Linked DNA regions of Homo sapiens: region 1 is linked to region 2. The links are chromatin loops, found by intact Hi-C in ENCODE. Cell type or tissue: CD14-positive monocyte. All regions are shown on one strand.

Region 1 (5,000 bases), 840 kb after region 2:
CCGAGAGGAGGGGCCAAGTCAGTGTGGTCCAATACTGTCACCCTAGGACCCAGCACAGTACCTGGCCCAGAGCTGGCACATAAGGAACATTTCCTGAGTGAACAAGCACATCAGAAAATGAAAAAAGATCTGGAGACTAGGGAGGCCTCGGTCCAAATCCACCATCCACTCTTCTTGAGATGGCTTCATGGCCTCATCTGAAATTCACAGAACGGAGGTACCTACTTTCCGTGACTGTTGGAAAGATTAGGGGACAGGAGGTGTGTGAGCTGCTCACAGTAGCTAGTGCCACACAGCACGCCTGCCCCTTCACCCCACTGGCCCCTCAGGTCAGAGTTCAAGGCTGGTGTCCCTGGGAGGTCACGGGTGGACCCCTGCAGCTCCCAGCAGTAGTTCCTCCTGGGCTTCAGCTGTGGCAGCAAGCCAATCTCCTGAGAGCATGGACCTCCCTCACAGATGGCAACATCACCACCAGGGCTGAGCTGAACCTCTCTGCCACCCGGTCCCTGTGCCAGGTGTTCCTTTGGGCTTTGGCAAAAGACCCAGAGAGCGCTCCAGATGGACTTCCCTGACCTTACTGTACAGATGCAGGCACCTTCCTTCAGGAGGTCGCAAAGGCTCTGCCTTGTGCCCTGACTTCCCTGTGAAGCCACCAATCAAAGGAGCCAAGTGTGAGGCAGGATGCAATATGTACACGCCTCCCGCTCTCCCATCACCCTTTCATGGTTCCATGGAAAGAAAGAACATCCACACCCCACATCTTATGCCTGCTGAGGCTTCTGTCTTTGGCATATTTCTGTTGGACCATGTGTCAATGGTGGCTGCATGTTTTCCTATGGCGTCCAAATCAGTGGGATTCAAGACCTGGGGTTCCTCTGTAAGGGTTCTCACACCCAGGACGGTCAGTCTCAGGGCAAGGCACTGCCCAGCTACCCACCGTTCACTGTCCCCTACTCCCACCCCAACGCACACACAGGCACACACACAGGGGAGGTCAGGGAGGAGGCACACATGTCTTCACCAAGAGCCTACAGGAGCCCAGTTGCTGGAGCCATCAGAGCCTCTGGAAAGCCACTATATACTGCCGTCCTTTCAGCAGCAAGGTGGGAGAAGTCAGCATCGTCAAGAGAATTTCATTAGGCACAAGCAGTCTCCCCCAGAGGTCAGAAGGAGAAAACATGGCAAGTAGAGATGTCCCTGGGGAGTGGCCGCAAAGTCACGGAGTTCTGGAAGGTCAGAGTTGACAGGATCCTTTGAGAACATGAAGTCTCCTCCCCTCTGGGTTCCAAAGGGGAAACTAGAACCCAGAGAGAGGAGGAAATGGCCTAAGGCCACGCAGTGGCTCAGTGTGGGAGCATGGCCTAGAGGTCAAACCTCTTACCCATCAGGGCCAGGTGCTGGCTGGCAGCTGCTTCAGATGGTTTCCAGCCCACCTAGGACCTAAATTAACCTCTTCTTAAATAAGTGTAAGGAAAGAAGACTCGGACCTGAATACGCAAGACCGCACACGGAGAAGAGCAGAAGCAAAACCCCCGCAGCCTCAGAAACCCTAGCTCCTTCCCATTCCAGGCGCCTCGAGGGGAAGGCATCTGGGGCTCTAAGACTGGGGGACTATGGGGGATGACTGGCAAAGTCCGGTTCTTTGCCACCGGGATAGGTGGCAAAGCGGTCCACGAGAGAGGAAACCGTGGAGAAATTTGAGTCCCGGAACCGGATTCCCGAAGCGGTTTGAGAAAGGCGGGCCGGGATACGTGAGTGACTGCCTCAGAAGGGCTCCTTCAAGGACACTAAGGAGGTGACAGCCGCCGTGGCCCACTCTCCCGGCCCGTCCGGAGGGCCCCCCGCCACCCGATGCAGACCCCCTGGGGGAGCCGGTCCAGGGCCAACTTCGGCCAATCCCCTCAGTGACAGCGGAGGCGGCCAATCAACCCCGGCGCGAAGCCCTTTCCCCGCCCCTGGTGGGGCCCCTAGCCAATCGGACTCCAGACTGCTTCGGGTGCGGCTACCCCACCGCTCCCCTGCGACCGCTGCCGCGGTCCCGTGGCTCTTTCCCTGCTCACCTCCCAGGGACGGCAGAGAAGGGCTGGCCCGAGCACCGCCTTCGCGGCGCTGCCGGCGACGGTCGCTACCTTCAGCGCCATGACGGAAAGTGAGAGCCTCCGCACGTCCCGACACGCAGATACCGCTCTCGCGAGAGTTCGACGGGGTGCGAAGTTTCGGGGACAGGCGCGGACCCGGTACTGCGCACGCGCGCGGTCGCACCGATTCACGCCCCCTTCCGGCGCCTAGAGCACCGCTGCCGCCATGTTGAGGGGGGGACCGCGACCAGCTGGGCCCCTGGCTCAGGGAGGGGCCACGTCAGTGCTGCCAGAGACGTCACAATGCCGGCCCAGCCGTTCGGTGCGCGATTGGCTGCCGCTGCCACTTACGCGTCGCTCTTCCTCGTTTGCCCCTCGTGTTCATGGGAGCTCGTTTTCTTTTCCTCTAGGCAGAGAAGAGGCGATGGCGGCGATGGCATCTCTCGGCGCCCTGGCGCTGCTCCTGCTGTCCAGCCTCTCCCGCTGCTCAGGTAGCGGCCCAGCCGGGGCTTCTTTCTTGCGAGCCTCTGACCCACGGCAGGTGGTGTTGGGGGCAGGAGGGATGCGGGGGTCCGGCCTTTCAGGGTCCGTCGCTGCGGGCCGGGCCTTCCCCCGAGAGGCAGGCGGCCTTGGGACGGGGGGACCAAAGCACCTCGCGCACGTTTACCGGCAGCCAGGCTTTTCCTTGTCTGCCCATACGAAGAGGAGTCCCCGAGCCTCCATGGTGCGCCCGGCCCCCAAGCTGCAGCACGGAACGTGACACATGTCCCGGCTCCCGCTCCCTGCGGGGTCGGACCGGAGCGAAGCTCTGTAGCGCTGAGCGATCGCGGCCAAAAACGGGGCTGGAGGAGCCACATAAGCTAGGAAGGGACCTCAGTGAGGAGAGGGAGCAAGAGCGGGGCGAGTTAGATGGGGAGCCAAAGGTGCGCAGGGCCTTGAGTGCCAGGCCGAAGACTGGCTTTTCCGGAGGGCCCTGCCTTACCCTTACCAGAGTTTTCGGCAGAGCCGACCAGGGGTCCCGTCGATTTGCATTCGTGAGGGGCTGAGGTCTGAACTCCAGAGTGTGTTTAGGAGGTGGCTGCAGCAGCCAGCCCCGGGCCCGGGGGCCAGGACTGGACAGGGGCGGCTTTCTCCACATTCCCTTTTCTGCCGTCCTTCAGGCCAGTAGCCTTGCTGCCTGCAACGTTTTGGCAGCCTAACTGGCCTCCCTTTCCGCACACTCCTCATCTGCCCCTCAGGAATTCCCTGAACTATAGTCAGGGACGTATCCAGAGGACAAGCCTGGCCATAAAACCCTTCGGGGGCTCCCCTGCGCCACAGGAAGCAGGCCCAACTTAGGCAGGACACAGAAGGGCTGGCGGGATCTAGCCCCTGAGAACTGCCTCCACGCTGTTCCTAGGGATCTGCCTCCTGTGGTCCAGACCCAGAGCCTTCTCTGACGTCCTCTGCTGAAGCCATCGTTCTGCCAGGGCACCACATTTGGACAGCGGGTGGCTGAGAACATTCCCACTTTGGGGAGCCTTTGTTTCACACCCTCTGATGTAGGCGGCAGCCTTCCTTTCCTTTGGGCCTCTGGTTATGGAGAAGGCTAAGGCAAGGTCCTTTCTCTCACAGCTAACAAGTTGTGCTTCTGGAACCAGAGTCTCTCCCGTTTACTTCTTCAGGAAACGCTGGGGCCAGTCTTCACCTTCTGTCAACTGGCCGGGGGCAGAGACCCTTTCTCTCATCTTGAAAGCCCCAGTGCATTGCCTGCCTGCAGCCCCCACCCCCGATGTCTCTGCTGAGGATGCCTTCAGTAACTCGTCCAGGCCGTTTGTGGCTCTGAATTGAGGCTGGCGTGGCCCCCGGGCCTCCGTGTCATAGGTCCAAGTGTTGGCATGTATTGTCCAGTGAATCCAGCCCCCACCTGTCCCCAGTTCGCTCTTCCTGCACACCTCCAGAAAGCCGGCCTTGCCCCTCCCCAGCCTTCCTTCACAGCCATCCCGCCTACGTTGCCATTGCATTTGTGACCGAGCACTTGGATCTGTCTCGCATATCCCACCTGGAAGGGGCAGGAAGAGCGCATGGGTCCCCAGCTGATCCGTGCTATGAGGCAGGGCCGGGCCATCCTGCCCTCAGACCGGGATACTCGAGCTGGCCTTACCCAGGCATCTCTCCCTCTTCCCCGCAGCCGAGGCCTGCCTGGAGCCCCAGATCACCCCTTCCTACTACACCACTTCTGACGCTGTCATTTCCACTGAGACCGTCTTCATTGTGGAGATCTCCCTGACATGCAAGAACAGGGTCCAGGTGAGACAGTGGGGTTTCAGACAGGAGGGCGGGTGGGGGGTGCTCCTCACTGCTAGTTGATGGGGGACCTGTGTCGATAGAGGGAGAATCAAGATTCCAACTCTTGGGGTGCCGGAGAGATCAGGGCACGGTGATGCCAGATCCTAGCCAGTGTTGACAGGTCACCTTCCTCACCTGCTTTGTGTGCTGTGCCTACACGAGGTAACCCTGGGCTCACCACCCGCTGTTTCCTGAATGAGTATCTGGACCGGGAGAAAGGGCCAGGAGTCAGCCCACCCCGGTTGCCATTGGCCAGTTTGTCTGTGTGGGTGTTTTGTTTTTGTTTTTGTTTTTTGTTTGTTTTTTTGAGATAGGGTCTCACTCTGTTGCCTCAGCTGGAGTGCATTGGCACGATCTTGGCTCACTGCAGCCTCCACCTCCCGGGTTCAAGCGATTCTCCTCTCAGTCTCCTAAGTAGCTGGGATGACAGGTGCTCGCCACCATGCCCAGCTAAGTTCCCATAAGTCCAAAGAAGGAAATGGGGCCTTTTTTGGGTATGGCCCTCTTAGGGTAAAGCACCCCTTGGGCAGCCCACTGGGCACCCCTGACCCCAGCACCTCCCTTGTAGACTCAGGAAATCACTCAGCCCTTTTG
Region 2 (5,000 bases):
GTGCACTGGGGAGACTACTATGACTACCAGTAGGATAATACCCAGAGTTTGAAGTATGCTGTTTACCTGAGGTCCCCATAAAACAAACTGCCTAAATTAAATAAAATAAAGAATGAGCTAGACGAAGAGTCTACTCACTTCACTAAGTGATCTTTTCATTAATCCTGTATGACTGAATTTTTATAATCTGCACTTGATATACATATTAGAATTTTAGAAACCCCATATAATTTTGGAATATATATTAATATAATTCACTAAAAATATACCCTGAAGATTAAACATTATTTTTATTGGCCAAGCGCGGTGGCTTACACCTGTAATCCCAGCACTCTCGGAGGCCGAGGCAGGCGGATAACCTGAGGTCAGGAGTTCAAGAGCAGCCTGGCCAACATGGTGAAACCCTGTCTCCACTAAAAATAGAAAAATTAGCCAGGCATGGTGGCATGCACCTGTAATCCCAGCTACTCGGGAGGCTAAGACTGGAGAATCGCCTGAACCCAGGAGGTGGAGGTTGCAGTGAGCAGAGATCATGCCATTGCACTCCAGCCTGGGCAACGAGGGCAAAACTCAGTCTCAAAACAAAACAAAACAGTATTTTTATTTTGACAATGCCTCCCATGATTTTTATACCAAATAAGCCAAATGTCACTGTTGCATTAGTGCATTATCGATGTCAAACCCAATTCTTAAATAAAACCTTATAGACAAATGTATTCAATCTTAATCAGTTTGAACATAAGGTAAGAATTTTATAAACCTTTTATAACCCTTTACAATTTTTGTTGAAGAGCAGATTAGTGCTCTAAGAAAACCTGTTGTGCTTTTATGTCCATGTTCAATTTATGGAAAAACCTAATAATACCCTTTTAAATTTAGTATTATCATACATAAAATTTTTTACAAGGTTAATTTTTTTTTTTTTTTTGAGACGGAGTCTTGTTCTGTCGCCTAGGCTGACAGTGGCATGATCTCGGCTCACTGCAACCTCTGTCTCCCCAGTTCAAGCAGTTCTCCTGCCTCAGCCTCTGGAGCAGCTGGGACTACAGGCGTGTGCCACCATGTCTGGCTATTTTTTTTTTTTTGTATGTTAGTAGAGAGGGGGTTTCATCATGTTGGCCAGGCTGGTCTCGAACTCCCAGGTGCTCAAAGGAAAATTTAAGACAGTCCATGGAGGAGAAAGGTATAGACAAGGTCATGCAGATATTAAACCAGAAAGGACTTATTTCCTAAGCCAGGAATCGAACCCAGACTGCCACTGTGAAAGGGCAAAACCTTAACTACTGAGCCCAGAAGGAGTCTAGAGTAGTTAATTTTGAGCTTGCAAAGGCTTTTAACTAGTCAAGATAATTTTTAGAACTAACTATGATATGAACCCTAAAATTCCTGTTCCCTGGAAGGTAGAGACAAGGAGAAAGTACTGCCACATGGTTACAAGGTCAAGCTCCCAAGGACATAAAACAGGATGGCGACCTTGTCCAGTTTTTTGTTGGTTTCAGGGACCTGCAGCAAAGTTTGTCACTGACCAGCTTGCTGGGCCATCTTGAGCAGCAAGCTTATGGGGGCCCAAGCCCATGTTTTATCCTAAGGTACCCCTCGACACAGAAAAACGACTTTATAGCACAAAATATACCAGATTGACTACAGCTTAAGACTAGACAGCCTCAGAATTCCTTTTTGCATTAATTAAAATTTTACAGAGGAGATAAACAGTGATTTTACAATCAGTTTGCACAGAGAGAGAGAAGCCTGAAATCTGACTGGGAAGAGATATTTACCCTTTTGCTGGCATGCCAGGCTTCTGGGCTCCCTTTCCCTGAGTGGCCCTGGTGATCTGGCTCTCTGCACCATTGCCCCGGGAGCCAAGCCACAACACAAAAGAATTTTTTTTTAAAATGCACTTCAGTGTGTTGTTGTTCATTTGGAATGTTCCACTGTAAGTTATCTTTCGTAAGATGTCACCATTTCTGTAAGAATTTGCTGCCTCCCGGGCGTAATGTGTAACCCAGAAGGAACTCAGTTTTCCAGAAGCAATTAATAGGTTCCATGGAATGTTGATGGTAAGAAAGGAAGGAAAAGGTGACAAGAGTGAGCGTAGACAGCTCTTTCTAAGGAGTTTGGCTGCTGGAAGGGGAAGAGAAGCAGCTGGGGTTAGGTGGGAGGAACTAAGTTTAGAGACGCTAAAAGTGTATGTAGCAGGAGTCACCTGATCAGGTTGAACTGCAGCAGGAACAAGGAAGTTCCATTTTGACTACTATTAGTTGCAAATTGGACCCTTATGTCAACTTTTTCATCTGTAAAAAAAAAGGGATGGCCAGGCACGGTGGCTCACGCCTGTAATCCCAGCAGTTTGAGAGGCCGAGGCGGGCGGATTGCCTGAGTTCAGGAGTTCACAACCAGCCTGGCCAACAAGGTGAAGCCCCGTCTCTACTAAAATACAAAGAATTAGCCACGCGTGGCAGCGGGCGCCTGTAGTCCCAGAATCTCTGGAACCCGGGAGGCGGAGGTTGCAGTGAGTCGAGATCACACCACTGCACTCCAGCCTGGGCGACAGACCGAAACTCCGTCTCAAAAAAAAAAAAAGGGGGGCAGGGGATGAAAATGCTATTGCTTTCCAGGAATAGCTATGACTACTTCCAATAAAGAAGACAAGAAGGTTCCACATGTGAAAACTACGCGGTCACAACGATAAGTGGGCGGGTGCACGCACGCGCGCTGAGATCGTGCGTGCACAGGCCGGGGTGCGGCCGGCGTGAGTACGCCTGCGCGTGCCGCCATTTCCTGCAGCCGCAGACTCTGCCTGCGGTGCTCGCCGGGAAATGAGACGATCAACAAAGAAAATGGTTGTTTTGGGCGAGATCGACCGTGGAGAGGCTTTTTCTGCAGCAGTCCCGGTTCCTGCCGCCAGATGGCGCTCGAGGATCACAAATGGGTCTAGGGTTCTCATAATGGCCCCGCCTAAGAAATTTTGGATTCTCCTGGCCCTTCCCCCCTTTGTGGGGTCAACAGCGGATTTGGGAATCTGGTGACCAACACGTGCGCACTCCCCTACCCTTGCCCCTACCGAGCCCTCCAGGGTAGCTTGGGGGAGAAGCTCCTCCCTAGACTGCCGGGTATTTGATGAGCCTGGCCAGCGCACAGGTCTTGAGCACCATGGTCAGGGAAGAAGGCTGAATGGCTTAGGTCTTCCTAGAGAGGCCGGAGGCGGGAAAGAACTGGAGAAAGGAGAGATGGCAGTGGGAGGATGGGGACAAGAATACCAGTGTGTTTCCAGCCAGAAGACGATGTCTTTTAACACCTCATTGAAGTCGTCAGGTGACTTTGCCCTTGTCAGAAAGGAGCAGCACTGCGGGGGTCCTACTGAGGAGGAGACTGACTGCTCCTTGGGGTGGGGATTGTGCCTCCTTCCTGTCTGCCCCACTCTTGGGGAGATGAGTCCCTCCAAGTCCACGAGACATGACAGCCAGCCTACCTGCCATGGGAGAACAAAGTCTAGTCTCAGGGCACTCACTTCATAAGGGTCTTATTCTTCCTCAGCGTGTTGACTGATTTTGAGGGGAAGGATGTGGCCACCAAGGTCGGAGAGGCCTGGCAGGACAGGCCTGGAGCCCCAAGAGGTGGCCAAGGAGACCCAGCTGTACCCACTCAGCAACCTGCAGATCCCAGTACCCCAGAACAGCAGAACAGCCCCAGCGGATCTGAGCAATTCGTCAGACGAGAGAGCTGCACCAGCAGGTACGAGCCAAACTGCACTGGGACCTTACCTGCTAGAGCCAGTGTTTTTGTCCAGGGCAGCAACCCAGGACAAACCCCCACACACTAGGCATGCCTGTTTATCCTCTGCAGGTGAGTGTGGTTAGGAGCCAGAGGGAAGGAGAGAAACCAGCATCTCAGGGGTAGATATTCATGGGTTTCAGCTTGGAGCCATAGCATCAAATCTGTTAGACTAAGTCTGGCACAGAAAGGATGCACAGAGAACCAGGTTGTCTGGCAGCCAGTTCGAACCTGGAAACCTGGGTCAGGGGAGGGATATAGGTTGCTTTTTCTGTTAATGGAGATGGAAACTCTCTGAGCAAGGTGTGCCATGGTGTGGATGTGATTCACTGCCAGAAATAACAACTGTACCAGTTGGATGAGCTCTTCCACTGCCATCAGCACTGGGATGGCCATGGATTTGGACAGTAATGTAGCTCCACAGTGCTGACTCAGGGTTGCTCATTGATTGCAAGAAGTTGGCAGCAGTAGCCTGAGGAAACAGGGGCTCTGAATTTTCTGAGAGAGACCAAGAACCAAGGAACAGCCAGGTACTAGGGAACAGACAACACCAGATGCTTGTGCTTTTCTGTGAGCAGCTCAGGTCTCCCAAAGTGGTAGTTTCCTGGCTTCTGGCCTTTGTAGATCAGTGTGGATCCACACCCAATTGTGATGTTTGTGGTAGCTGTAAGAACTTTCCCAATTTTGAAATCCTAGGTGACTTGTAGCATATTTTTTCACATTTGAAAATAATTGAGTTTTGAAAATGTTTTTACAGGCAATCTAGTATCAGATTTTATATCATCCTGAAACATTCTGTCAATTGTCATTTCCAAAAATCCATGGAAAACTGGAGTTGTTGAACTGGAAACAGTGTGGTCTCAGGAAGTGCTTCACAGCCATTGCAACATGGGCAGGGCCTAGAGGGCAGGAGAGAATGCCATGATTTGATGACATTTTACCCATTCCTGCCAGGTGAACTTCATCTCCCTCTCTGTGACAGAATTTTCTGGCTCTCACATCCAGCTTTGGTCACTGGGAACCCACCTATTGGCTCTTGCACTGGCAGGACATGTGGTAGAGGCTTCCAGTTCGAGGCAGGACTGGCTGCATTTTCAAGATGTCCTTATTTCTGGTATTTTGTGGCGATCGTCCTGTCCACTTAACTGATTTTGACCCATTGCCTTGCTGTGATCTCTGTGCTCTCTCTGTCTCCCAGTTCCAGGTCATTCCCTTGACCAGCTTCC

Evidence for each region. A loop is a pair of places that touch in the nucleus more often than their neighbours do. Peaks named below come from ENCODE experiments on the same cell type or tissue, not always from the same donor. Only the 100,000 strongest peaks of a DNase experiment are listed, where the experiment ranks them.
Region 1: it touches region 2 in a loop (11-fold over the local background); 2 of 110 quality-filtered maps call a loop at or near these places.

What each region holds. Positions count from the first base shown.
Region 1 is chrX:153,792,186-153,797,185 of GRCh38, forward strand. IDH3G (isocitrate dehydrogenase (NAD(+)) 3 non-catalytic subunit gamma) reads right to left here and starts at 2,190. Exons shown (of 13, transcript NM_004135.4): 1 at 2,061-2,190. The coding sequence starts at 2,141. It overlaps SSR4 (signal sequence receptor subunit 4), which reads left to right and starts at 2,483. Exons shown (of 6, transcript NM_006280.3): 1 at 2,483-2,569; 2 at 4,249-4,367. The coding sequence starts at 2,503. RefSeq lists enhancers at 1,553-2,280, 2,180-2,439 and a silencer at 1,740-1,889. In CD14-positive monocyte, no CTCF peak of the experiment used is centred here; a DNase peak (open chromatin) is centred at 2,326; H3K4me3 peaks cover 3,408 bases; H3K27ac peaks cover 3,902 bases.
Region 2 is chrX:152,956,162-152,961,161 of GRCh38, forward strand. ZNF185 (zinc finger protein 185 with LIM domain) reads left to right here. Exons shown (of 25, transcript NM_001395254.1): 19 at 3,538-3,735. Among named protein-coding and RNA genes, the nearest start is that of PNMA5, 35 kb to the right of the region's middle. RefSeq lists enhancers at 2,998-3,047, 3,058-3,187. In CD14-positive monocyte, a CTCF peak has its summit at 2,917 (motif pointing right); a DNase peak (open chromatin) is centred at 2,790; H3K4me3 peaks cover 668 bases; H3K27ac peaks cover 937 bases.